Regions from separate parts of the Homo sapiens genome. Here region 1 is linked to region 2. A link is an interaction called in ENCODE POLR2A ChIA-PET data of the cell type or tissue named here. Cell type or tissue: endothelial cell of umbilical vein. All regions are shown on one strand. Each heading gives the region's core, and the rest is flanking DNA. Links, peaks and the distances in the headings are about the cores only.

The links. ChIA-PET counts read pairs that join two places held together with the same protein. Peaks named below come from ENCODE experiments on the same cell type or tissue, not always from the same donor. Only the 100,000 strongest peaks of a DNase experiment are listed, where the experiment ranks them.
Region 1: POLR2A ChIA-PET joins it to region 2 with 23 read pairs; 3 of 35 experiments call an interaction of 5 or more read pairs at or near these places.

Annotation. Positions count from the first base shown.
Region 1 is chr6:132,127,953-132,139,165 of GRCh38, forward strand. It overlaps LINC01013 (long intergenic non-protein coding RNA 1013), which reads left to right and starts at 4,620. Exons shown (of 6, transcript NR_187602.1): 1 at 4,620-4,759; 2 at 6,320-6,531. RefSeq lists enhancers at 3,985-5,184, 4,953-5,454. In endothelial cell of umbilical vein, for the core only: no CTCF peak of the experiment used is centred there; DNase peaks (open chromatin) are centred at 3,919, 4,669, 5,099, 5,989 and 2 weaker places; H3K4me3 peaks cover 2,804 bases; H3K27ac peaks cover 6,110 bases.
Region 2 is chr6:132,057,239-132,068,451 of GRCh38, forward strand. All of the region lies in intron 2 of CCN2-AS1 (CCN2 antisense RNA 1), which reads left to right. Among named protein-coding and RNA genes, the nearest start is that of MIR548AJ1, 52 kb to the right of the region's middle. In endothelial cell of umbilical vein, for the core only: no CTCF peak of the experiment used is centred there; DNase peaks (open chromatin) are centred at 3,533, 5,613, 6,213 and 6,673; H3K27ac peaks cover 6,918 bases.

The DNA.
Region 1 (11,213 bases), core at 1,042-9,041, 70 kb after region 2:
ATATAAGCAAAGGGAAAATATCCCAGTGAATTACCCTTCATAAGGATGAGGATTGCTTTGGGAAATGTTTTAGTATATGTGCACTGTGTCATAACCAGCATTTTGAAAACCATTGTGCAGCAGTGTAAGGACTCCATAGATGCTTGGTTTGGGGTCATTTAAATTGTCAAAGGAAGAGTGGAGGTAAAGATTTGTAAAGGAGCCTCTCTGTAAAATCATGAGGGTCCTTTTGTGGCTCCTGATCTTTGATCCATCAGTCTCAGAATGAGGTGTAAGCAAGCCATTAGGTTGCTGCATGAGTCTGGTTGGGCACCTCCTTCCCTCATTTTGAACAGTGAGATTAAGCCACAAACTCTCTGAGGAGGTTCAAATGCTGATGTAAGTCTCAGAGTGAACACAACCTATAAACACTACTATAAGTTTCAATCATGTAAATGGGAAGTTAATTATGATTGTCATAAACTGCTAGGTTCAACAACCTTCAATTTATTTTTTTAAATGTTAATGGAGTGCTTCCCCTGTGCCAGGATTGTGTAGCCTGAAAATACAGAGTTGAATGAGGTACAGGTTACAACTTAGAAGAGCTTATGATCTAATACAGGAGTTGGCAAACTACAGCCTGTGGGCCAAATCTGGCCTACAATCTGTTTGCATAAATAAAGTTTTATTGGAATTCAGCCAGGCCCATTGGTGTATGGATTGTCTATGGTTGATTTTGCACAGTCACGCACAGTTGCAACAGAGACCATATGGTCCACAAAGCCTAAATATTTACTGCTTGAACCCTTACAAAAAAAGTTTGCCAATCTTATCTAATGTTGTTTAAAATACATTTTTTTCTGTGAGATTTTCATATGCAAAAGTGACAACTATATCAAGAGCAATGGAATATTTTCCTTACTTTCATGACTGAACAACATAGATCACTAGTCTGATGGAGCAGCTTTAAGAAGATTCAAGAAGTGGCTCCAAAGAAAAACACTGTGATATTAATGAAATATTTCATGTTTTTCTGCCTTACACATACATAATTACCCTGACTGGAGTATGGAGGTCTGACTGCAAAGTTCCAATATTATCACACAAAAAAATTATAGGGCTAGCTAAATCAGCTGAATATTAGATCAGAGATCACCAAGGAGCTACTCATTGGCTGAGTGTGGCCCGTTGCCATCATACACTTGTCCTCAAATCTTGACTCTAAAATTTTTGAGACAAAATATTTGAAATTAACTCAATTTCACGTTAAAATAGAGTTTCCCATTTCTCTTGAAAAATCACAATTGAACAGCAGTAGGCCTCCATTTCTGCTTGAAGGTGACCCACTGGAGAAGCAGTTTCCACATTAGGACCAATGGGGTGTCCATGCTCCAGATTACTCCTATTTCTACCATTCCCCAAAGTGTTCTTGACTCAACATTAAGCATTGCTGGCCATTTAAAACATGCATAGGTTGTTATTTTCCTCAGTAAAGAACTTTCTCAGTAAGCGTTCTCTTTTAAAAGTAGGATAAATAAAGATGAAACAAGAAGATTATGTTTAAAAAATGAATTTTCTGGCCAGGTGCGGTGGCTCATGCCTGTAATCTCAGCTCTTTGGGAAGCCAAGGCGGGTGGATCACGAGGTCAGGAGTTCGAGACCAGCCTGGCCAAGATGGTGAAACCCCGTCTCTACTAAAAAGACAAAAATTAACCGGGCGTAGTGGTGGACACCTGTAATCCCAGATACTCAGGAGGCTGAGGCAGAGAATTTCTTGAACCCAGGAGGCAGAGGTTGCAGTGAGCTGAGATCACACCACTGCACTCCAGCCTGGGTGACAGAGTGAGACTATGTTTCAAAAAAAAAAAAAGAATTTTCTTACATTCAGCAGGCCCTTGGTATCAGCAGGGTGGGGATAAGGGTGAGGTTTGAGGAAGGGATTGGTTCTAAGACACAGATTGTTCAAGTTCCTTGTATAAATGTAGTATTTGCATGTAAGGTACACGCATCCTCCCTATATTTTAAATCGCCTCTAGATTACTTATAATACCTAATACAATGTAAATGGCATGTAAATGGCTATCTTATTTTTTTAATTGTATTATTTTTTATTGTTGTATTATTGTTTTCAAAAATATTTTCAATGCAAGGTTAATTGAATCTGCTAGTGTGGAACTGCGGATATGGAGAACTGACTGTATTTAATATGCAAGCAAAGAGTATGCAATCTGCAGCTATTTTGCTCACTTATGTTCTTTCCTAGACCATGTAGATACGATAGTTTGAGATTAGTGTCTTAGACCCATAAAGAAAAGCATCTGGACAAATATTTGGATTTATTTTAGTGGTTGAAACACACGATTGAAGAAGCTTGGAGACCACAGTCTTGGTAACCCAGAGGGGATCTGGGAGCTCATCACATCCAAACCTTCATTTTAGCAATAAAGCATCTGAAGCTTCCCCCACATCCTAGGAGAAATGATCTGGTCAAAAGCACAGTGTGTCAGCAGCCAAGGCCAACTCTCTAATTCCCACTCCAGGGGTGTTGAGAAAATGAGACCAATAGAGTGATAAAGAATTCCCCTGAAATAGCTGGGCAACTTGTAGGAACCTGTCAAACTTCTTCCTCCAGCGTAGCACAAATTTTAATTGGTGGTACCTAGAACAGTTTCCATTTTTGTGAAAAATGGCATCTGATCAATTTCCTCACTTCCAGTAGAGGCCGCCTGCTGTGGCTGCATTTCTACTGGCCAGTTCTCATTGGCCAGCATCTGCCTTCTTTTCCTGTGGAAATAGAACTTACGGGCAGGAGAAAGGACATATTTGGTAATGTTACGCTCCTCAGCTTCCTGCTCCGGCTGTCTCAGCTGCAAAATGTCAAGGGAAAAAATATCCCTCCAACTTGGAAGGAATTCCAGACAGACCCTGATGCCTGCAAATTTGTCAGAGGGAGCCAAGTCCAGAAAAGCAGAACATGAAGAAGGTTCATTATTTGACTTCAAGAGACATTCAAATAATCAGACACTCTGGTATTTATGATTTTCCCCATTTCAGATGGTCTGTAGTTCACAACATTCCCCTCCCTTTACCGCTGATTCTGAGCTTCCTTTTACGTTAAACCTCAACAGTTATAAAAAGACTCTCACATTACTTGTAAGCCACAGGCACTACTAGGAGACACTGTGTTCACACAGGGCTGTTTAGGGCTGGGGAAGGGCAGCTCTTTTTGATTATTAGTCTGGGGAGGCCAGGCCAGGAAGTCAGGCTCACTTCACCCTGACCACGCCACCGGAGTCCTCATGTAGCTCCCAAGTCTGTGCCAACGCTTCCTGCCACTCACAGCACCAAATGCGATGATCTTTACTAAAAAGCACTTATTTCCGTTGGCTTTCTTATTCATTTAGGCTTTTCTTTTCCTGGGGGGCAGTGGCGGGTGGAATAGCCAGTTTATCCTGACTTCCACATTGTGAATATTCCACCAGGACTGTTTATAAAGTTGAGTTTGGGGGGATCTTCATCTTTCTCCTGGCATTCAATGCATTTTCTGTCTCCTTTAGAACTGTTGCCACATGCTGGCAAAAAGATAAGGAAACTGAATTTGTAATCCAAACCTCGTTAAATTGCTGCACACACATTTTCCCTTCTACTTCTTGCTGTCTGTTTCTAAATGCCATGCTATCTGTTTGTACTCAGTCACCTGAAATCCTTATTTGGGTTCTCCAACAGGCACGAAGGCATCCAAATATCAATTTTAGTAATGGGTGGAAATGCCCACATGAGGAGTGGGATGTTCAGTCTTAACATGTGGTCTCTATGAATAAGGGTCTTCATTTTTTCTTTTCCTAAACGGTCCAGCTCCTCTACGCTGGTTTTGCTCCTCAACAGTCCAAGGTTTGTGCTACTTCCATGGTGATCATCTGTTAGGTCATAAACATTAGATTGTGGCATCACTGAATGAGTCAGTTGGGAGGAAGCTGGGCTGGAAATACAGCTGAGAGCCTCTGTTGACAGATGGATGCCTTCTTAATCACAGCCTGTGTGGGTAAAGGGAAAGCCTTGCCTGGCCAACCCCTCCCACTCCCACCCCCACCTCCTGCATTGATTCACAAACCTGGACTGCTCTGGAGGAGGCTGGGAAAGTCCATCCCCAGGGAATACCACTTTTTTCCTCTTCTGTGCCTCTCACAGGACACCCACATGACTAGGAGGAGGCAGAAAGTGAATAGGGAGCTCTTATTACTTTTTGAGTGTCAGCAAGGTAAACCTGCTTTCATTTGCTTTTCCAAATCCTAAACGTTTCCCTCTTAAACTGTTGATATTGTTAGCATTGTTCGTTTCTCAGTGTGTGTCCATCTGCCTTGTCTGTAAAATGGGCATAATAAGAGCTCACCTTTCAGAAAGCAGTGGGTAGGGCTAGATGGTATAATTATGTTCCCTTTCATCAGTTTTCCCTATCTCTACTAAGCACCAGGTGCTATTGGAAAAATTACCTTTTTATCAGATTTTTAAAATACAGTTGCCTGAGCACATATTTAATTTTAGAAGAAATAGTTTAATAGTTCTAAATGTGGGGTTTCAGAGAGCCCTATGTCAAGAGCCGCTGTACACTAGGTTGCTAGGAGACTGGACAGCCAAAGAAACAATGCCCTTTCCTGTGACCACTATCAAGAACTGCTCAGGATTCCTGCCAGCCTGTTAGCCTTTATCGTTCAGTCATTTTAGACCTCAAAAAGAACATTCCATCAAGGGATCAGGTTCTATCATCTCACTGGAATGCAATGTAAGACCCCAGAAACTCTAGTACAAACAAATTTACTATGGCTCAGATTAATAATAGATAGCACTTGAATGTGTGCCCCAGTTGTGCTCCCTCTCTGCTAAGGATAGGACAAATGAAAATAAATTGCAAATTCAGCAGGGAGATTCAGACCAAACATAAGGAAGAACTTCTGCCATTAAGGACATAGAAGTTGTGAAGTTTGCCCCTTGGGAAGAGTTGTTTAGATTAGCCTGAAAGAGCGTATTTGAAGGATGAAGATGCAGCCCTCACTGGCAATGGAGGACAAGGTGATATGATTTCCTAGGTTTTCTTCAAGACCCAAGATTCTCCTAGTTGTGGAAAAGTGACTCTGTGCATTACTCACCACTATTAAGATTGTTATTCATGATCAGGCCTGAGTGAAAGCCCGGCTACTCTTACATAACAAAGGCAGATTCTCAGTGTTGGAAGATAACTGAGGAGCCATTCATTTCATCCCTCTTCTTTCACCAGTGAAAAATCGGAGACACAAAGCATTCATTGCCACATGGCCAGCAGAAGAGCTGGGCCTAGGACCAGGACCCCTCAGGCTCTCTGTGCTGTGTGCTGTACTACACCATATTTTCACTAATAATATAGGTCTATTTAAAACATAGCTTCATCTCTGGACCACTGCAGATTTTACATTCTAAAAATGCTTTTATAAGAATTCTGTTTATGACATGAGCAGCACTGAAGCAGAAATCTGAGGAACTCTGGGGATTGGTGTGGCTAAAGATCACAATTTACAAGAATAGTTTAGGCAAAGCACAAAAGAGGAAATGTTATTTATATGAGCTCATTTCTACTCACCAAAACATTTAAAAATTAAACTCAAGACCCAACAACTTTTTCCTTTTCTTAGCCCAACATGAGAGGCTTACACATGTACCCCTTTTCCCCAAACTTGTGAACTTGTCTGATATGTAGTCTCAAGTTTATAAGCTTCCCTTAGAAAAAGTTCTATTTCATTTCTACAAATCATACTTCTCTCATTTTATAATCCTTGAAATGGATAGTGCTGCCTCATCTTAGATGAGGCATTCAACAGTTTTAATTTCTAAGTTATAAATTATTATTTCTTCTTCTTTTTTAAACGTCTTAGAGACAAATCTGTCTATTTCACATAGGAAGCCAGTTGAGTTGTTCCTCACGCTTTCCCCACGAAGCTGCATCTGAAGGACTTCCTCACCCCCCCGCTGTGATCACAAGTTATGCCTCACAGATTCATTTCCTTATGAATGACTTCAGGAAGCCAGCATTTTTAATAAATAGGAAGTAAATTATATTTAATGACTAAATTCTCACCTAAAGTTGATACTAATATTACAATAACTCTCTTGTGCCCTATTTTGGTGTTTTAAACTTCTTTGCTGTACATTTAAGAAAATCAGAATTTCAGTAGACTCCTCGTGCAGTCTGAGGAGGCAGTTTCCTATCTGGTTTGACTTAAGGGGCTGCAGAAGACATTCTTATCCCACATATTTCTTCTGCTGATCAGTCAGCAACTGAAATTCCAACTAATGGATTCCATTCTTCCAGTTAAGACATCATCTCCAGAAAACTGTGCTAGTTGGCATCCAGCAGTGCCCAAGTATTATTTAACCCACTAGAACCTGTGACTGCATCAGCTTTATATCCTGGACCTCAGCCTGGAACAAAGGAGAGCTACACTTGGATACTAAACACAAGTGGTCTGGATAGATTATGCTGGGAAAAGAAGCCTGGAGCAGGCAGTACAGTGGGAGAACAAGGTAAGAATCAGGTAAAAGTTGCTATCACTGAATCACAGCTTTCTCTTTACTTGTTTTGGGGGACTGTATTTATATTACTTGTCTCTCAAGCATCCTTAATATATTTATTTACTTTCTCAAAAGTCTTTACTGTCATTAATCTATTTGGATTTTCAAACTGAGTCAGAAGCATACATTATGATATCATTAACTTGAGGATATGCTGGAACCAAAATGTCCTTCTAGAATAAATGTGTATTGGAGTAAGTAAAAAACTTAAGGGGAAAAACAGGAGAGCTACTACTCAACTTTTATGGTGGTTTACATGTGTTAGGTGAGGCAAAAAAGAGGTAGAACATAAAAGAAAAGGAAATTTAGGTCATTTTTTAGGCTAAGAAAAATCAAGTTGGGGGAATTCAAGGACTGGAAACACCAGTACAAAGCTAAAGATACACTTTAATTCCAGAGATGGTGTCTTAGAAAATATAGTAGTCATTATAGAGACAGGCTGTTGAGTGATGACAATGCTAGGGCCATAGGAATGTTCCTGAAGAAATCAACATCCTTTATCTTACTATCGTTGGAGAGGTAGACTCTGATTGTATGGCACTTTTTTTTGATACTACTAGAAAATTATGCAAGACATCTCACAGAACAGAATCAGACTTGCAGCCCATGATAAAACAGAAGACTGTCTGTAACATCAAAGAAATACAGAAGATTTTATGGCTTGCTGTTTGTTTACCTATAAGGGAAATGCCCGAATGCCTAAAGTATATATTACATGTAGTTTGGCTGCACTTGAGGAAAAACTTGGATTTCTAACTTTTATCAAACAAAGAACGCATTGTCCCTGGTCCATATTGATTGGTGAAACACAGAAATTTTCCATTTATTATTCACTTTATTATTGCATTTATTTATTTTTGCCTACCATTTCTTTTTAAATTTCATTACACCTGTTTTCATGCATGCAGTGAAATCACTCCTTATACTTGGGGGAAAATGACAAGAAACGACAGCCACGGAATCTTCCTCTGGATATGAGAACAAAAATAGCTGTCAGAATAAATAGTGGCCACACCCATGTCACTTCTTCATGAGGTGACTTGGTGACTTCACAAGATAGGCCCCACCCCACCCATATGAAATGAGCACCATCTGGGCTGACCTCCTCTTTCGGGGTCTGTAATTACTGTACAAAGATGCAGGTGCGTCTATGAAAGCGAACTTTGTCGAGATCTCAGTGACACACTCTGCTTTTCCAAATTGCCTCAATTGGCAGTGAATATTAGAAAGAGTCATGGAATGTCTCTGGAAAGATACATAGGAGAACTAGTGACATTGGATCCTTGTGGGTAGGGAGACACTGTGTAAGTGCATCAAAGAGGCTGACTTTTCACTGTGCACACTCCTTCAGACCACTGGAAATTCGGAATTGTATACGGTGTGCATGTATTACCTCCTTAAAACTAGCTAGCTACCTATCTACCTACCTACCTACCCACCCACCTACCTTCCTACCTGGCTAATTCATTAGCTAAGTAAATTAATAAGGTGTTAAAAAAAAAGAAAAGCCAAATAACTGGAAACACTGAGATCTTCCTCTGTTGCTATTTAGCTAACTGTTCAATTTAACTCTTAAATAAGTTATTTCCTCCGAGTTTTTTTTTCTTTTCTTCCACAGAAACTCTGCACCTAAGCAACACTGGTTTCCTTGTTCTTCCCCAAACATGCCAGGCACATCCCAGCCTCAGCTTCTTTGCAAAAACAATTTCCAATGCCTGGAAAAATCTTGTTTTTGTTATCTCCATGGCTCGCATTTTGCTTAGTTTAAGTCTTGACTCAAATATCACTTTCTCAATAAGGCCTACCTTGACTGTCCTATTTAAAATTGCAAACTTAACACCCCAGAATTCCTCATATCCATTTTATCTTTCATAGTAATGATCTTCTTCTTTTTTTTTTTTTTTTTGAGATGGAGTTTTGCTCTTGTCGCCCAGTCTGGAGTGCAATGGCATGATCTTGGTTCACCGCAATCTCTGCCCCCAGGTTCAAGGGATTCTCCTGCCTCAGCCACCTGAGTAGTTGGGATTACAGGCATGTGCCACCATGCCTGGGTAATTTTGTATTTTTAGGTGAGATGGGGTTTCTCCATGTTGGTCAGGCTGGTCTCAAACTCCTGACCTCAGGTGATCCACCCGCCTCGGCCTCCCAAAGTGCTGGGATTACAGGCAAGCCACTGCACCCAGCCATAATGATCTTCTTTTTAAAGTACTATATAAGCATCTTAGTACTTAACATCTTTATTGTCTATATCAAACTCTAAAACCAAGCTCCATGAAGGCAAGGATTTGTCTTCAAATCTTTTGCTCTCTGTTACTTCCCCCAGCATCTAAGTACTGCTTAGCACTTACAGCTTTTCAAGAAATAATTGCTGAGTAAATAAAAGAACTAATGAGTTTTGCTTTCTAAATTTTTTATTCTTGATTGAATATTATTAAATGATTTGAGACTGACACATCTAGTTTTTAATTTGATGATTATTGTTAAGTTTTACAAAAACAGACTTCAATGTATATTTTGAAAATGAATTCAAGAATAGCATTTTCTACAAATGGCCAAGAGACATATGAAAAGATGTTCAACATCACTAGTCATCAGAGAAATGCAAATGAAAACCACAATGAATCTCACACCCATTAGAATGGCTGTTATCCAAAAAGCAAAAGATAAAAAGTGTTGGCGAGGATCTGGAGAGAAGAGAACTCTTGTACACTGTTAGGGGGCATGTAAATGGGTGCAGCTGCTTCGGCCGCTATGCAAAACAGCATGGAGGCTCCTCAATAAATTAAAAATAGAACTATCATATGATTCAGCAATCCCACTTCTGTTATTGATCCAAAAGAATTGAAAGCAAGATCTCTAAAAGGTAATTGAACTCTCACGTTCACTGTGGCATTATTCACAATAGCCAAGACATGTAATCAATCTAAATGTCCATCGACTGATGAATGGATAAAGAAATGTGATATATATATACAATGGAATATTATTTAACCTTAGAAAAGAAGTAATACTGCCTTTGGTGACAACATGGATGAACCTGGAAGACATCATGCTAGTGAAACAAGCCAGGCACAGAAAGACAAATATTGTATGATTTAAGTTATATGTGGAATCTAAAATAGTCAAACTCATAGTAATAGAGAATAGAATGATGGTTACCGGGAGTTGGAGGGGGTGGTGAGAGAAATGGGAAGTTATTGCTCCAAGTGCACAAAGTTTCTGTTATATACAATGAACAAGCCCTGGAGATCTACTGTATAGTGTAGTGTCTATAGTTACAAGTACTGTATTATATACTTAAAAATTTGGTAAGAGGATAGATCTTATGTTAAGTGTTCTTATCACAAATAATAAAGAGGGTGAGAGAAAACTTTCGGAGACAATGGATAAGTTTATTGCATAGATTGTGGTGATGATTTCACAGATGTGTACTTATCTCCAAACTAAAGTTGTATACATTCAATATGTGCTGTTATTTTTTGTCAGTTATACCTTTAAAAAGTGGGGTTTTTAAGTGACCTTCTCTAGTTGTGAAGTACACCTTCTTCCACTTGACAACTTGTCTGCCAAGCCCATATCCTAATCTTTGTTAACAGATCCTTTACATCTAGATTATTGTTATTAAGATATCATTTTCTGTTGATCAATTTTTTACTTTGGAGGATATCTTTAAGATAATCATTCTCTTTTGAGCAAATGTATCATCATTGTTTGAATGTATCCCTGTTTACAAGCTTTCAACACTCATCACCTGAAACAGGTTTCATTTCATCAACTAGAGTAGTCAACTAGAGACTTCAAACAGGAGGAGACTTAAACATAGGGAATTAGGCACCAAAAAAGTCCATTTGAGGAGTGAGGGCCAGACAAAGCCACTGTAACCTTTGAGGAATTCAGGAAGTTGCAAGAATCATAAGAAACTACCCTATGACTCTTGATCTCAGCCACAGCTGTGGCACTGGGGCAGGTTTTCAGCAAATTTCCCAGAAGCTGCTGTAAAATCCCGTATCTGTTGTCTGTTCCATTCCCCACATTGCCCACTACTGCTAAAAAGGAAATGACAGCTTCTGCTTCTCCCCTTTCTGTAGAATTCATCTTTCCCAACGTGCTCTAAATTATAAACGAGCAAAGGATTTCCATTTTCAAACCCCACAGGTTCCTCCATGTACAGATTTCCATAAGCCTCAAACCTGAAAGAAATAGAAAGCAAATTGAATTCCTCCTCAAAAGTCTACCAGTTTGTTTTGGTGGTCACTGCTACTAAGTTCTACTGATGTGCACATTCTGTAGGTAAACCCCAGAGATGAGCACATCATGTTCATGTCTCTCTTCCTTGATGACCATGGCATGCTCATCCAGATTGTCTATTTCTACTCCCAACACAGTAAATATCATGGGAGGCAATCCTTAAGTTACAGAACATAATTCACATAATATTCCTGTACCATAGGTTAAGAAAATGAGCACATATTGTTCTTTTAATTTAATAATTGTCCCGTATTGGCCAGTCATGGTGGCTCATGCCTGTAATCTCAGCACTTTGGGAGCCCAAGGTGGGCAGATCACTTGAGCCCAGGAGTTCAAGACCAGCCTGGGCAACATGGCAAAACCCTGTCTACCCAAAAATCACACAC
Region 2 (11,213 bases), core at 1,379-9,378:
TGATTAGCAACCTTAATCTCATCTGCAATGTTAACCCCCCTTTTCCATGTAAGGTAGTATATCCACAGATTCTAGGGATTAGAATGTGGACTGTGTGTGTGTGTGTGCGCGTGCATCTATGTGTGTGTGTGTGTGTATGTAAAGGGGAAGAGTGGTCACTACTCTGCCCACCATGCCATCCTTGACCAGCCAGCACTTGACCACCAGAAACTGATTGCAGATGCATAAGTGAGTCTAGCTCTGACCAGAACTCCTCAGCTGAGCCCAGCCCCAATTGCTGCTCTCTGAAGTGATGAATGAGATAAAGTTTGGTTAAGTACCTTAAATAAAGATAGGGTGGCATGACATGAAATAAAGGGAAAATGAATTCAGTCTTTGAAAAGGCCCCCAAAATGCAAACTGACTCTTTATGTAAAATATTACACGATCAAGTTTCTCAAACAATCCTGATAATCTGAGGCACTCCATTTTTATTAACTATTTTATTAATATTTTTTGCTCTTCTTAAAAAATGTAATGGTGATCTTGTTGGGACAAACTGTTTCTCTACTGAGTTATTTGCAGTATAGGAAATTACTGTGTAGACTTCCCCACCAACATTCTCGATTCTGCTGTGAGAAGACCTCTGTCAGCAAAAGTGGGGCTTAATCTTCAAGTCCTTGATCTTTGGAGTAATAATGACTTGTGGCCTGGGCTAAATTTTCATTAGGGAATAAACAATACTTTTAAACAACCTCTCAAGCTGTTCAATTATACTTTTAGTTCTCTCTTAAGCAGATTCAACATGTAATATATTACTTATAGTTTGCCTCCAGTGGCATAGATCACATAGTCAACTTTTGGAGGATTCAACATTTTGTTTATCTTCAGGGGAAGGCCGGGATATGCCTCACAATGCAAATTCTCTGTTTCAACTGTGAAACAGAAAGGAAGAAGAATTAAAGCAGCTTACTGTTAGACATAACATTTTAGCCTCCTGAGCAAAACCTCAGAGAAACCAGGACTCCTTAAAAAAAAGTTTCAAATGGAAAATATCAACCAAGCAGAATAATTTCTAATTGAGACACATGAAGTTTTTAACCTTGCAATGTTTTTACCTTGTGATGTTTCATCTATGATCCCAAGATTTCCATTTCAAGTATTTACTAGCGTAATATGAAAGAGCAGTGGGTCAGCATCATCAATTTGGTGGCAGAGTCTCATAAAACAGAGGCTATCTGCCTATTAATAGCCTCATGCTGTAAAAGGTCCCCCAGGGGTGTGTGTGTGTGTGTGTGTGTGTGTGTGTGTGTGCATGTGTGTAGTAAGGGGTTCTTCATTACCAGCAAAATTTATTGCTAAAGATCCTGAAACTGGTAATTAATAAACAAAGTTAATTATTTGGCAACCTAACAAGATTCACACATTCAAAACTGTTGGAAATTTAAGGCACCTGCTAATGGTTTCCAGTGTAACGGTAGATCAGGGAAATAGCTTTAAGAATAAATAAGTTGCATCACTGAAATTTCTTGTTTTGCTTTTTCCTTACAATTTTTTTTTAACTTTCTCATCATGAAGTTTCCTGTCTGAGAAAGATATAAAAGAATTTACTTTGTTTTTGTTTTTTCCCACAGAAAGCAGAATGGGTCTGGAGTGGCCTATGAAATCTGGCGATTCTTCTACATTGTACATTGCTTTCTTAATCATTCTTAATCATAAGAATTTTATATTTCTGTTGGGAATCATGTAACCAGATATTGACCTCAGGAGGATATCACAATATCTTTTGAATTGTGAGTTAGATAAGGGCTTCTTATTTTCTGACATGGCTGATTATATGTCCACTGGAAAACTGCAGTTCCCACTGCAACACTCGAAATGGCTTTGCTGTCCAGCAACAACTAAACCATAAAGTATTTCACTCAGCTATCTGGGGCACTGGGGAGCACTAAACAAAAGTGTGTTTGCAGTGCTGCTGCCAGGCTCTGCTTTTTGTTATTAACTGGAACAAGATTAAGCAATTTGCATGTCAGCATGTGTCTGTGACGTGTGTCCACAGATGCATGTGTGCATATCTGCACTCATAGACCAGTTGGAAAATGAAGTGAGAAGAGGCATATTTTCTTACCTATAATAAAAGGTTATTGTGCTTAGCTGGATTTTGTAAAGTGTTTTTATCTCATATATTTATACAATATTGATTCAATCAAATTAACCTAATAAGTGCAAATAATAGGTATGTCAAGACAAATAGAGAGATTAGAGGAAAAAACACATTTATTGAGCACCTACTATGTGTACACCTTCATCAGCATCATTGTCCTTAATACTGGCAACTATAGCTATCATATTTACAGCATATGGATAAGGAAACAGTTCAGGAAGATCAAACCACTTTATATGTCAGAGCTAGAATTCAGACTCAAGTGTGATTTCCATTCATGTGTCATGACCACGATACCATGATGCCTCTTCACCCAGAAGTTCATAGTCGAGCCCGCTGTGATGTTCATGAACATTTGCTGGCACTCTCATGACGATGATGTAAAAGATTTTACACACAATAGTCAGAAATGATGTAAGAAAAAAATGAAGTTTTAAAAAGTATCTTCATGGAATTCATAGTCACAGAAACATTTTCATAAAAGGAGGCTCTTAATTATATTTTTAAAACTCTATACCCTACCCACTTATTCCTTGTGATGTTTATCAGGACTGGACTAGATGAATATGGCAGAGATAAAGCTATCACTTAAGGTTCCTGCTTAAAAGGATTTTATTATTGTACTGGACACTAATGTATTTGACATTGTTTAATTTTTAAAATCTATTTCTTAAAAGAAAATAGTTTTAAAACAGCCTTTAAGGATAGGACTGTAAGTATTGTCATTTATAAAGTGTCATTTATTTTAAACATGTAAAATTATTGGCCCTCAGATACCTTATATTTAATCCTTTTAACAACTCTTCATAGTAAGCAGTAATTTTCAAGTTTTACAAATAAGAATCTCATGGACTGTAGAGGTTAAGCATAGGCACCAGTGTTTAAACCAGTCTTACTCTAAAATACAGACTGCTCCCCCTATACCACACATTGCTCCTCTGATTCCACACATTGTTTTCTCAAATCCTTGAATAAGGGTTATTATTGAGGCTATTAAGAATGATTGCCAACATTGACTTGAACTAGAAATGTCAGAATGAACAATAGAATGAAAAAATGACAGTTTTGTTTTTTACTTTTTTTTTTTTATTTTTAACCACTGGGTTAGAATAGCAGAAGGTAGAATTAAGAGAACAAAAAGTAATTTTCAGTGGTAATATGCTGACTGTATCAAGAGTAGCAGGAATGATACTATCAAGGAAGAAAAGAATAAATATTTCAGCAGACAATTAATCTATCTCAGGGCTAACAAATCTAAAACAAATATACCATCAATAATACTCTATTTCCATTTCCTGGCTGGAAAGAGCTACACGAGCATATAACTTTGAATTGTTTTGTAAGGCCAGGTGACCTGCAGCTGGCTCATGGTTAACTGCTGGAGCCTCACTGAAGATGTAAATACTGTTCCGCAGCTTTGTGATACATAGCTAAAGACCATAAATGTGTATGTAATGAGTCAGAGAGCAGCAGTTCATTACTTGGGGCCTTTGTCACATATGCATCATATGAATACTGAACGACAATGATTTGCATGGAAAATCAGTTTAATGACAGAGAAACAAATACATAGTGGTTGTGAGCTTTCAATTTTGTGTCTAAAAAACGGATTCTAATCTCTTTTGTGCCATTTATTGGCTGTGTCTCTTTTCCTATCAGTGGGATGTACATAAGGGTCTTGGGATGGGTTTATTGTATAAGCTAAATAAAAAGAGGTATGTAAAACATGTGGCATGGTGCCTAGAACAGAGTAAGGCATCAACTCGTATCTGCTATTAGTACTGATGTCAAAAGATGTGGCATGCTGTTGTCTGGCTCCTCTTAAAAGGAAATTAAAACCTAAATTTGTCTCATGTGAGTATTCATCTCATATGATTGACCCCATAAGGCCACTAGGAAAACCGAATGGGAAAAAAACCCAGCATCTCACTTGTAGCTCCAGAGGAATAGGATTTGGGTTTGGGCTGTTCTCTTTGGTCCCTTTTAATCTGACCAACCTGATGCTTCACCAGCATAAAACTACTTTCTCCCAAGGTTTTCATTTGCAGAAACAGGAAGACCCTTGAGACCAATAACTGGTTATTTATTTTTAAATGTTCTAAAATAAAAATAATAGTGTGAGGCTTTTGCTTGAGCTTTCTTTCTGAAATGACCCTTGACAGGAACTGGAAATAGTTCTTGTCAATGCAGCCATTATCTCTCTTGTGACCAAACGGGATGTGGGAGGTAGGGTGGAATTTCTGAGTTCTTTGTACATAGGAATAAAATGTCTGTCATTTAGTTAAAATAAATTATTGATTTTTAAATCAAATTAAAATATTGAGTCACACAAGCAGGTACTGTACTTGAATTTTCCCTTATTTGTAAGAACTGTTTTTCACTGCTTTATGAATAGTGGGGAAAAATAAGGGGATATAAATAACAAAAACATGTTTTGGGCTTCATGAAACCCAGAAGGCAATTATAGGACACTCTGAAGAAAAAGTTTAAATTACCATAATTTCCCAGGAAAATAAATGATCCACTTTCTTGCCTTATCAGGTAAGCAAGCTGACAAAATGCTTTAAAAACAACTTTGGGATACTTAGTTTCCCTTTCCACTGGAGGACTGTGCACAAAGCTCAAATTATGCTTTCCATACCCCAGTGCTTTCTCCTCTTCCTGGGAACAAGGGTGTTAAGTGTCCCCAGCATCACTCAGGGATTGGGCTTGAGAAAGTCTTAGGAGCAAGACAAATGATTGATTTTGCTGGAAGGGAAACAGAAAAAGCCGGGCATGAATTTAAGTGGAATAATGACAGATCGCTTTAGCGGATCAAATGATTGATTTTCTTCAGGGATTAAGAGATGATTCAATTTGGGATTACTGTATTATTGCTTCTAGATCTGCAAAATATACGTGTCCGTGGCCTGAGGGTAAAGAAAGTAAAATAATGGGTCGTATCACATACATTTCTTGTTTAAATTTCCTCCAAAGCTTTAATTATTTCAGGAATAAATACCTCCTCCTCAGTATGAGAATCTGGGGTTTTCTTGCTCTGGCCCCTACATACTTATCCTGTCTCTTTGGTGGTCTTTCTCTCCTTGCATGCTATATGACATCAGAAGCAGTGACATCACTGTACTACCCCAGAAATGGGCCTCTCTGCCTTTGAATCTCATACACCTTTTGTCCAGAACGCTTCCATCTCCCTTACTTCCCTTTATTTCCTAGGCTAACTGATAAATCATTATTTAAAACATTCTACTTAGCCCTGAATCTGGGTTGTATGTACTTTCTATGTGCTCTCAAAATATCTCTTTATTTTTCTCAATCATTACGTTTATCATAGTATATTGTAATCATGTCTTGACTTTGATTTAATTGGTGTTAGGTCAGGCACGGTCAGCGGTCTATTTAAAAAGCTCCCTGGTGATTCTGATTCACAGCCAGGATTATGACCCACTGAACTGGACTGATAGCTCCATGAAGATAGGACAGTTGACTGTCTAGTTCACAGTTATAAGCCCATTTTCTAGCTCAGTGCCAGAAACACAGCAAATGCTCAAGAAACATTTGATCTATACATCAAATGTCTTTGTATCTCCAGTGTTTGTACAATGTTAAGCACAATTGTTTGTTGAGGGAGTAAATGCATAAATATGTTAAATTCTACAAAGAACCCATACATTAGTAAATTATAGTCTTTGCTTTCACAAAGTTATAGTTGGATAGGAGTAAGGGAAATTGAAGAAACACCAAAAATTCTGATATTATCACTTGTACATATTAACAATGAAAACATTTTCAGTGGTTGTAATGATTTCTTACTGAGAATATGTCTCATGGTGAGGATTTTTCTTTCTTCTGAATGCAGACATTTCTTTCTTGTGAATGCAGACATTTTTGAAATAGTATGGCAAATGTTCAGTTGATCGAAGCTTTGAGCAAATTCTGTTTAAGTTCTTTGGCAAACTGCTTAAATCTTGTGAGGTCATTCCAGACCATTCGCCTTTCCCTGTTATGCACTGAGGCAGGAAATGTTTTCTCCTTTTTGAAATGAGCAATTCAAGGGGCTGGTAAAGAATGCACATGGTGCGACATGCTATCAGCTCCCGCCAGCTGTTTACCGTGGTCTTTTTCATTCTTAACAGGGACATCAAGTTCTTTTGGATACTAGTTATGGTTTTATACATAAGACAAAATAAACACTTCCTGTAGGGCTTTAGAGGGTAACTTCACTCAAGTCTTATCTTCCATTTTCTTCAACAAAAGAGGAAAAAGTAAGATTTGAGAGAGGATTGCTATTTATCAGGTTATGCTGTAGTCTGTTGGCACATTTTAAAAATTTCTTTTTGGATCCTGAAAGCAGTAAAACTCCTCACCTTAACTTTCCCCATCTCATATCACTTAATTTTTCATACTGTGAGTGATCATGGCCCCCACCCAAGGTCATCTGAGAACAATTGTACCTTAGTCATTGACATTCTTAAGATCTTGTTTAGAAGGGATTGTTTGGAGCCTTTGTAGTCTGACCTGAGTCATCCCAGACTGTGCCAGGGTGGCTAAAGAACTGAACTTTCCCCAAAGGAACTCTTGTTATTGCAGAGAATCTCCAGGATGAAACACACAGTTAGTGCTCAGTGCACATGCACTTTGTCTGGAATTTACTGTCTGAACAGGGACAGACCACGACCTTTTAATCAGGATAGGCTTAGACTGAATTTTTTGTGCAAAGTAAATTTCCTTCTCGTAGAGTTTACCAGAGAGGCCACCCTGTAGAAAGGTATGATGGCTTAGTGGGAAGGCTATGAGCTTTGGAGTCAGAGAGACTTAAGTTTAAATCCCATTTCCGCCACGTATTTCGTGAATTGGGTAAGACACTTCTTTGAAACTCAGGTTTCTCATGTATAAAATATAATAACTCACTCATGGTGTTGCCATGAAGATCAAAAGAGTTAAGACAGACTATGTCCTTGCCTCTGGATAGCACTGAAAAGGTCCACTTTCTTTTTTGCTTCCTTTGCTTGAAAACTTGTTAATGAATTTCACTGGCTAATCTATAGAAATATTTCTTATCTAAAAGAAATATGTCACTGATTTTGGCAAATACACATTTTATTTAGAAATATTAGTTAAAACTATGCTATGTGCTGTAAAAAAAGAAACAGAGTGCCTTCCTACTATTCAGATGTTGTAATTAAAACTTATATAGCAAAATATGTACAGAGCAACAAACATTTCAATAAGGGAGAGCGGAAGAACATAATGGAAAAGGCACTGAATCTGAAGGCCCGACCCTAACCTCAACTCTAGCTGCGGGATGGAAGGCTCACTTATAAAATAAGAATAATATCTAACTTAATAGTGTTGTTCAGAAAAATGAAAGGGTGGAATGTTTGTAGATCTGCCTGGAAAATGTAATAGCACAATACTCACATTTAATTATTAAGAATAGGTTGTATTTCTTCTCCTACTTAACAAAAAACAAAATATTTTAAGAGTGAGGAATGGTATACAGTTGGAGAAAGGGCATTTTTTTCATAAGCCAGGGAGGAAGATGGTGGGTTTAGTTGCAGCATGCTAACTGAGAGCAATTTTGCATTTTCTCAGCTGCCCCTTGGAAGCCCGTCTAGACTTCACGTAGACAGTCCAGGTATTTGCTGAGTGGAGTGATTAGGTGGGGCTGGGATATAGACCTGTCTGGAAATAAGTAATCTTCCCTAAACCTGTGTGGCTGTGGCACGCTTGTGAAAAGGACTGTGGTGTATAAAACTACGGATGGTAAGACTGAGAACTTAAAACAAAGTAGAAGTTTGTAGGAACAGCAATAAAAATGGTGTGTATGTTCATTCACTTAAATATCACAATTCGTATAAGGTCGTGAAGGCATCTGCTACTAAGGCAAACTAAATTTACTGGTATTAAAAAGTTGCTCCAATAGGTAATCTTTTCCTGACCGTCCTTCTTAATTGTTCTAGAAGTCTTCTGAAATAGATTCTTCCATGTGTTGCACAAAAGTTTTGCAAACTCATTTTAAAGATTTTAGATCTTACTGAGTTGGGATTCAACAATTTTTGCCCTTGTCATTTTTTCATTTCCTGAAGTATTGGCAAAATCTTTGTGTAGCCATTCTGTATGGTTCTGGTCTTTATCCCACATCTGAGTAGGTAGAGCCTAAGCAGGTCTCCCTTTTACACTAAATGCTCCTGCTCCTTGGAGAGCAGCAGAAGGAGCAGTAATGGCCTTTGGGCTCTTGTTTAAAAGGACTGAATTATAGAAACTATAGATCATACTACAGTAAGACTTTAAATTGCTAAAAATATATGTTCTTATCATGTAATTCGAAGCCCACATACAATGAGTCACTCATCTGGATTACACCTTGTGAGTGGGTATGGTATGTTACTATGAATGGACAAAACATGAGCTCATCTTTAGCAAGCTTTCACCTGAAGTTCTTTTTATCAAATTAACAAACAAGTTGCCCATGAGGCAGCGGTTTAGAGTTCAGTGAGTGTAGAGAGGATGCAGGGAAGGTTTGGGGAAGTGGACTTCTGGCTGGATATGATGATCTTCAAGGGGTACCCAGTGAGAGACCCTTGTGGTGGTGTGATTATGGTGAAGGGTTGACTGGAGAAAGGAGACACAGACAAAAAAATGGCAGAAGACCACGATTTTGACCACTGTTTTTTTTTTTGTTTTTTGTTTTTGTTTTTTGCCTAGAACTGATCTTATTTAGAAATAAGGCTTCAATCTTGCTGCTTTTGCTGAGGTGAAGTGTTTAATAGAAAATAGTAGACAGAGTCTACTTAATTATTGTGGCAACAGCTGGCCATCTTCCTTATACCATCCATCCTTCCTTATGGTGACCCATATGTCAGTATGGGTCTTCCACATATCTGAGCAAAAGACTAATAGATGGTGTAGCCCAGATCTTTTTATGTAGACCCTTCAGTTAGTGTATTCTTACCCCTGTAGAGTTTCTGTGTTTCTTGGTCAAATTCATTCTTTGCTTAAAAACAAAGCACAACACACTAGATGAGAGATGAGAACAAAGGTGCATGGAGTTTTGAGATGGGAAAATGACTACCACTTGGTTTTGGCAAGTGGGAGGCAGAGATGAAATAAATTGCTGTAGTGTGGGGTGCTGGGATTGCAAAGATGGAAGACGACTGATTGGTGGTAGCTGCTGTCATGTGGAATATTTCTTTCTAAATTTAGAGGGGAAATTGGGCTAGATCATCATATTTAATTAGAATCTTTTAAGTGTTATTTATACATGCTATTTATAGATGACCTAGAAAAGAATGATGAAAAAATTAATTTAAAAATCACTTAATATTCCTGTTCAAATCATTGTTCTTTTATCTTAAACCTCTTTTTCTTTGTGAAGACTATTCTTTTCTACATTAGCTAATCCTACTGTAGAAGTATTTTACTGGATATTTTTCTCTATCCTTATAATATTCAATTTCATATTAATATTATAATCTAAATTTATAAATACATTACATATTTTTAAAGAGCAGAATCATAGAATAAAAAAACACCATATTTGAACAAAGATTTGTAAATTTTTTTTTTTTTTTATGGAGTCTTGCTCTATCGCCAGGCTGGAGTGCGGTGGCACGATCTCGGCTCACTGCAACCTCCGCCTCCCGGGTTCAAGCGGTTGTCCTGCCTCAGCCTCCCGACTAGCTGGTATTACAGGCACACACCACCACGCCGAGCTAACTATTGAATTTTTAGTAGAGACAGGGTTTCACCATGTTGGCCAGGATGGTCTCGATCTCTCAACCTCATGATCCGCCCGCCTCGGCCTCCCAAAGTGCTGGGATTACAGGTGTGAGCCACCATGCCTGGCTTGAGCTTTTGTTTGTCAAATTCTATATTCATAATTGGAAAAGAAACATTTGTCAGACCAAATTAAAACCCATTAAATTAAAAAAAAAACAACCCAATTACATTTTCAAATTTCAGCAACTCATCTCTGAGCTGCTCTCTCTAGGTCTCTTCTGTGAGGCATCAGGGCCCCAGAGAGATGTTTGTTCACTCCCAGGGCTACCGTGGTGGCTGCTCAGTAACGATGTAGCTGTTTCTACAGTTAGATGATTTAGAACACATGTAGAATTTCCTGTTTCAGACTCATAATGGATTTCCTTCTTTCTTTTATGTGCAGCCTTGGTTACAAACTGGGATAAAAACAGTTTACGTAAACACAGAAGCAAGTAAGACTGGAAGGTGGTATTTTTATAATGCTTTTCCAAGAAAACTATATTGAGTGGAACATGAGGTTTAAAACGTTATTTCAGCATCAGTGAAATCTCATTACAGACTTCAGAAGAGATCCAAAGACCAATCTTGTTTAGCTTGCACTTGATGATCCCTCATGGTGGCCCTTCCTAACACAGTTTGAAATCACACATCTTTAGTCCTGTAGGTTATCTGATCCAAAGTATATATGCATTGTATTCTTTGTGAGTAATGTGTGTAAATGTAAATGGACCCTAGAATGATTTGTGCGTGCTACCAGGCATGATTCTGGGTGCTTAAGGAAATGCATCTATACAATGCCTGTCACCAAGACGAAGGCCCTCAACATTTTGTTGTCATTTAATTAATGCAGACTGATTTTAATTCAGTCCAGGGATATTTCAATCACAACATAAGTAGAAGGTAAAACTGAGGTCTAAATACTCATGTATTAATTTCAGTGTTGAATAGAGAAAGAGCCATATCTTTGCCTCTTAAGTGTTTACAGTTCTCAAAGCATTCAGAACTTTGAATGCTCGATATGATTACTCCTCTCCATTACATGGATATCCAAAAGTTCATTAACAGGTAAAGGATGAAAGGACTTGGAAATGAAATTGTCAAGAGAAGATATTTGAGACCTAGGGCCTGTGGTCTATGTTTTCAATTTTCTCCCTTCAGAGTATTTTAAAAATTAAAATGGAATAATTTTATTTTTACATTATACTTTATGTAAGGATGACCTGAGCCATAGACAGATAACATTTGGGGTAAATTTACAGAAGCCTTCTTGTAAAAATAAAAATCTGGTTGTTAGTAATATTTAATAATACAC